Linked DNA regions of Homo sapiens: region 1 is linked to region 2. The links are chromatin contacts, found by Hi-C or POLR2A ChIA-PET in ENCODE. All regions are on one chromosome and are shown on one strand. Each heading gives the region's core, a stretch centred on a gene start or an enhancer-like site at or near the end of the contact. The rest is flanking DNA. Distances are from core to core; before and after follow the strand shown. Region 1 has its middle 49 kb from the start of SLAMF6. Region 2 has its middle 19 kb from the start of SLAMF1.

Evidence for each region. Hi-C counts contacts between places; a loop is a spot of excess contacts on that map. ChIA-PET counts read pairs that join two places held with the same protein, here RNA polymerase II (POLR2A). Pooled maps may share reads with other maps.
Region 1: a loop to region 2 is called in a pooled map, with 2.1 times the contacts of the local background. The contact joins two enhancer-like sites. A Hi-C loop is called at or near these places in 1 of 168 maps with a recorded cell type or tissue (OCI-LY7) and 6 of 50 pooled maps. POLR2A ChIA-PET finds 5 or more read pairs at or near these places in 2 of 52 experiments (OCI-LY7 and activated naive CD4-positive, alpha-beta T cell).

Annotation. Positions count from the first base shown.
Region 1 is chr1:160,473,027-160,475,726 of GRCh38, forward strand. No RefSeq gene overlaps it. Among named protein-coding and RNA genes, the nearest start is that of SLAMF6, 49 kb to the right of the region's middle. RefSeq lists an enhancer at 1,219-1,408. Within about 2 kb of position 1,430, at least 3 of the 41 ENCODE cell types and tissues checked have a DNase peak (open chromatin) inside an H3K27ac peak, as active enhancers do; they include OCI-LY7, where a contact is called at or near this core.
Region 2 is chr1:160,664,139-160,666,961 of GRCh38, forward strand. No RefSeq gene overlaps it. Among named protein-coding and RNA genes, the nearest start is that of SLAMF1, 19 kb to the left of the region's middle. RefSeq lists enhancers at 1,283-1,342, 1,356-1,917. Within about 2 kb of position 1,538, at least 19 of the 41 ENCODE cell types and tissues checked have a DNase peak (open chromatin) inside an H3K27ac peak, as active enhancers do; they include OCI-LY7, where a contact is called at or near this core.

The DNA.
Region 1 (2,700 bases), core at 180-2,679, 190 kb before region 2:
ACTCATGAGGCTAGATGAGTTTATCACTGGAATGAACATAAAAGGGAAAGAGAAATGCTTTAAGAACCGAGTCCTTGAGCAATCTGGTGTTAAAAGGCAGGGGTGATGAGAATGAACCAGCAAAGGAAATTAAGGAATGGCCACTATGTGGGATGAAAATTAGAAGAGTGTGATGTCTGGAAAGATAAGTGAAGACATGTTTCTAAAAGGAAGGAATTGACTATGGCAAATGTTGCTGATAGATCAGTTAATTTGAGGATTGAGTGTTTCAGTGGGTCAAAAGAGTGGGAGGAAAGAAATAGGAATTTTTCGTAAAGGATGGAGAAAAATGGGGCAGTAGCTAGAGAGAGAAGTGGGCTCAAGAGAATTTTGTTAATTAGATGAGAGAAATAAAAACATGTTTGTAACTTGATGGGAAAGATCCAGTAAAGAGGAAATTTTGTTAAAGCGGGGAAAGGGTAGAATTGCTGGAGTGATGTCCTTAAGTAGGTGAGAAGAGATGGGTTCTAGTAGAGGAATTGTCCTTTACTAGAAGCACAGTTAATTCATCCACAGTAACAGAAGAGAAGACAGGGTAGGGTATAGAGGTAGGCAGGTGGTAAATGTTATGGTGGAAGTGCATAGAAATATTCTTCAGATGGCTTCTATTTTATCAATAAGGAAACTGGGAGCTAGGATGGGGGTAGAAGTATTGGAAGGTTCATGCTCTCATTACCTCTCTGCCCTCATCTCCTAGTTGTCTTGGGGAGTGAGAGAATGAACTAAGGAAATAAAGTATAATTATCTGTCATCATTGAGATTATGGATCATAACTTTCAGTAAGACTAGTCAACATGGTTGTATGCTTTTCTCTGACTACCTTTAGTTATGCAAATTCAGGCATGATTGAGCCAAACAGTTGGATTTAAGTAGTATTAACTTATTATTATTATTATTATTATTATTATTATTATTATTATTATTAGGCCTGGCAGTTACAACATAAAGTTGAGGGACAACGGAATCAACTGCTTTGTATGAAAGAAAGTGGTGAGAATGACTTTTATTTAAGCTGAATAAGGAGGAAAGTGATGGCACAAGGGGTGTGAAGGATAGTGAAAAGTGCTTGGATCAATGGATTGTAGGCCAGAGGATGGAAGTTAAAGGATTGTTGGAGTTGGGGCACAAGAGGAAATGAAAAAAAAGATATAAGGTAGTGATTAGAGACAATGGGGTGCTTGAAATTAAGATTATAGAAGGGTTATAGCTTTTGGTACTAGGGTATGACTATGGAAGTGAAAGGCTGAAAGGCTAAAGGATTAAAAAAAGTAGAGGCTACAGCATCATTGGAGGAGAGGAGGTCAAGGATCAGAAAAGCTGGGCTAATGGAAAGATCATCTGCATGGAAAGAATTATGGAGTGGTGTCGAAGAATGTAAGAGCCAACCAGAAGCTAAACTCTTCAAGGAATAGGAAGTGGTGCCCTGAGGATAACAGATGACTGCAACAGGAAGAGTAGTGGTGGTACAATCTTGTAACATGAGATTCAAGGTTAAAATTGCTCATCTTATGGTCATGCATGACCTTCTAGTTACCAAAAATGGATCTGAAGTTTTATACAGAATTTGTCATCACTTCCACTTTCATGAAAAAAATTTTTTTTTTTTTGAGATGTTATGACCCTGGGATCTGTTGGTTTTCCTACCTCTCTATCAGTTCCTGCCCCCACCTCACCCCCTCTTTTTTGTCATCTCTTGGATTCTGCTTCTCAGTGGTAATTGCCTGGAGCTCCCTACATGTCCTCTCTTTTCACAGTTCACACACTTCCTGGGTGATCTCACTAATCTCATGGCTTCAACTTCCACCCAAATGCATGTGGCTTCCAAATCTGTGTCTCCATCCCCAACTATGCTCCATTGCTTCAGTCCTGTGTTTCTGACTGCCTACCAAGTTGCCCTTGGATGATTTTCAGGCAGCTTAAATTCATTCAAGACTGAATTAGTTATCTTCCTCTCCAAACTTCCTTCTTCATTTTTGAATTTCAGTCTACCACTAAGACACTTTTAACTCATCATAGTCCCTCTTCCTCATCTCCTATATGCAGTCAAGTCACCAATGCCTGTGGATTATATTTCTGAAAGATGAATTCTATTTCTGAAATGCTAACACTGATTAAATCCAGCTCTGCCTCCTTCAAAGCTATTTCTGCCCAACAAAAAGCTGAGGAACAAAAACAGAGGCATTGTCCTAGCTTTATAAGTCTAGGAAATATAGTTTAATAGATGTTCTATTTCTTTTTTTTTTTAATTATTAGTATACTTTAAGCTCTAGGGTACATGTGCACAACGTGCAGGTTTGTTACATATGTATACATGTGCCATGCTGGTGTGCTGCACCCATTAACTCGTTATTTAGCATTAGGTATATCTCCCAATGCTATCCCTCCCCCCTCCCCCCACCCCACAACAGTCCCCAGAGTGTGATGTTCCCCTTCCTGTGTCCATGTGTTCTCATTGTTCAATTCCCACCTTTGAGTGAGAATATGCGGTGTTTGGTTTTTTGTTCTTGTGACAGTTTACTGAGAATGATGATTTCCAATTTCATCCATGTCCCTACAAAGGACATGAACTCATCATTTTTTATGGCTGGATAGTATTCCATGGTGTATATGTGCCACATTTTCTTAATCCAGTCCATCATTGTTGGACATTTCAGTTGGTTC
Region 2 (2,823 bases), core at 288-2,787:
TGGAGAAGTAGCAATGAGGTGGGAGAGAAGGAGATCCATTGGAGAGTTATCTCATAGGTGGATTTTTCAGGGTTTGGTGACTTATTGAATGTGGGCTGTGAAGGAGAGTGGCCTATATACTATGGCCTTTACACTTCCAGTTCAGTTTCCCAGTAGATGGCAATGCCATTCTCTAAGAAAGGAAGTATAAGAGGTGGAGATAACTTAGGGGCAAAATTGAGAGCAAGGGGTATAAGATTATTTGTTGGCTTGGGATATGGTCAGTTTAAATGTTTACGGTTCATGCATATGGAGATTTCCAGGGGCTATTTGAAAACACAGAGCTGACTTTGAGAGGAGAAGTATAATCTGAAGGAAAGCAAACAAATATAGAAGTCATATTTTCAACTCCTTCATTTCACCCCAAGAAAGCTAATACTTAGAGACTAAAACTTCTAAGGGACTTACCATATGGCTAGTTTTTGAAAAGCCGTAACCAGAAACCAAATCTCTTGGGTTTAGGTCAATCCACCCATATCCTGATTGAGTTTCATTATGCTCTATTTACCTTCATGGTTCCCCAATCTAACAATGCCTGGCATACAGCAAGTGCTAAAAATGTTTGTGGAATGAATATACTGATTGTGGCCTTTTTTGGTGGGGGTAGAACTGGCCCCACACCTTCACATCATCACTGGAATTATGCCTCAGAAGCATCTTGGAAGTCAGCAGACCTAGGGAAGTCCTACTTAGCCATGAAATTTGCATTTCCCCAGGTACCTCCCAACCCCTCTCCACTTCCTCTGAGAGCAAAACCTCCGTTGTTCATGTCACACCCATGGGCAGCCTTTGTGCTCAGTACACAGACCTGATTGAGAAGATTGATAAAAGCAAAATAGAAAGAAGCCGTGATCTGGGTCATATGAGTTATACAACCATTTCCCTCTTATTTTACACTTGGGGAAACTTAAGCTAAGAGATCTTGTCTTAATTCATTAAAATTAGAGTTGCCAGCCCAGAAGAGAGGAAGGAGAAGTTTGGGACAGAGGAAGGCAACTAATACTTATTGAGCACTTACTGTATGGCAGACTTTATGTGGAATGATTTATTGAGGTTATCTCATTTAATCCTGATTTTAAAAATCATCCACATACGGAAACCGAGGTTTAGAAAGTTTACTTTTCCTGAGGTTCAGAAGCTGGTAAATGACGGTTCTGGAACTCAAACTCAAGGCTGTCTGGCTCCAAAGGTCATGCTCCTTCCCCTATACCACACAACCTCCCAGAAGCTTGAAATGTGGTTCTGGGTACTAGGTATAAGCTTGAAGACCAACCAAACATGCTCATTCCAGTGCTCTCTCTAGGAGCCAACAAGCCCTCCAACATTGCCCCCCTAGAAGGTCCTGCAAAATTGAGTTGTCTAGGGTTTGACAGAGTCCAGAAGACATTTTCGAACATAAGAAGGGCAATGGGTCAAGCCCCAGGGAGTACCCAGTAGTATCAACAAAGAAAGGAGAATGTGTATTTGACTTCCAGCCTCAGCCCTGCTGGTAACTTGCCAGACGGCCTTGGCCTGGCCACTTCCTTCCTGTCCTCCACCAAGATTACAGAAAATTAGGAAATGCAAATTTTATGGGCTTCCCTGCTGACGATTTCTAAGTCTTCTTTGTAGTAATCATTCCTATCACAAAGAGGGTGGGAAACGGTGATTATGGACCAGGGAGAGAGTCCTATTCCTAAGAAGTGGTTCTTGGACTTTGGAGAGGCAACAATTGGTTTGAGTCTTAACAAATGAGTGGGAGTTTGTTAGGTCAACGAGGAGTGGGAGGGGATTCCAGGAAGTGTAAAAGCTTGAGCAAAGGCATTGAGTAAATTCGGGGAACTGCTAGCAGTTCAGGAAGGTTGCAGCATTCAGTGCAAAGGAGGGGCCAAACTAGAAATTGGACAGGAGAAAATCACAGAAACCAAGCCACATAAGGATCAGTAGAACCCTGTAGGCTCTCCAACGAGCCTATCCTTGAAGGATTTAAGCATGAAAATGTTGTCATTATTAAACCTAGGCTTTAAAGAGGTCCTTCTGCTCTGTGTTGCTGTCCTCTGCCAGAGATAGCAAGACTGACAGAGGCTGTGCTCCTGTAGCCTGGGAGCCAGAATGGAGAGACACATTGGGCAGAGCCCGGCAGAGTCACAGGAACTTGTAGTCCCCATCTGTTTATTATTCATGGAAGCTTTCTCCTTTTCTTGATTGGATCAACAGAAAAATAAACTGTCGTCTTTGGCAGATGATTCAATGGGAATTCAAGGGTTTCAATGGGAATTCAAGGTTGAAAATGATAATGTACTCTGAGAACTCACAGGTCTATAAAAGGAGAGGCCTATACAAGGAAAGAAGAGGATGTGGTAAATGCAGAACAGACCCTCAGCATCTTGAAGGACCATCAAGGGGAAATAAGTATTGCAGACCTTTCATTAATCTGTGTAGTTAACTTTTTATTTGAAAATAATGTCAAAAGAGCTGCAAGAAAAAATTATTATTAATAATAGTACAAAGAACACGCTTATAAATATCCTGCAGGGAGGGGTCTACAAGTTGGCTGTGACTGTGAATACCTCTCTGTAATGTTTTGCCCATTTTGCTTTAATATTAGCTAGTTCTCTCTCTCTCTCTCTTTCTGTCTCTATTTGAACTATTATAGGGTAGGTTGCATATGGCATGGCTCTTTATCTTAAATACATCAGTGTAAAGAATTAGGATAATTTCTGACACAACTACAATATAGTTATCACTTAAGTAAATTTTACATTGATAACAATATTCTTGTCTAACCTACTGTTTGCATTTCAA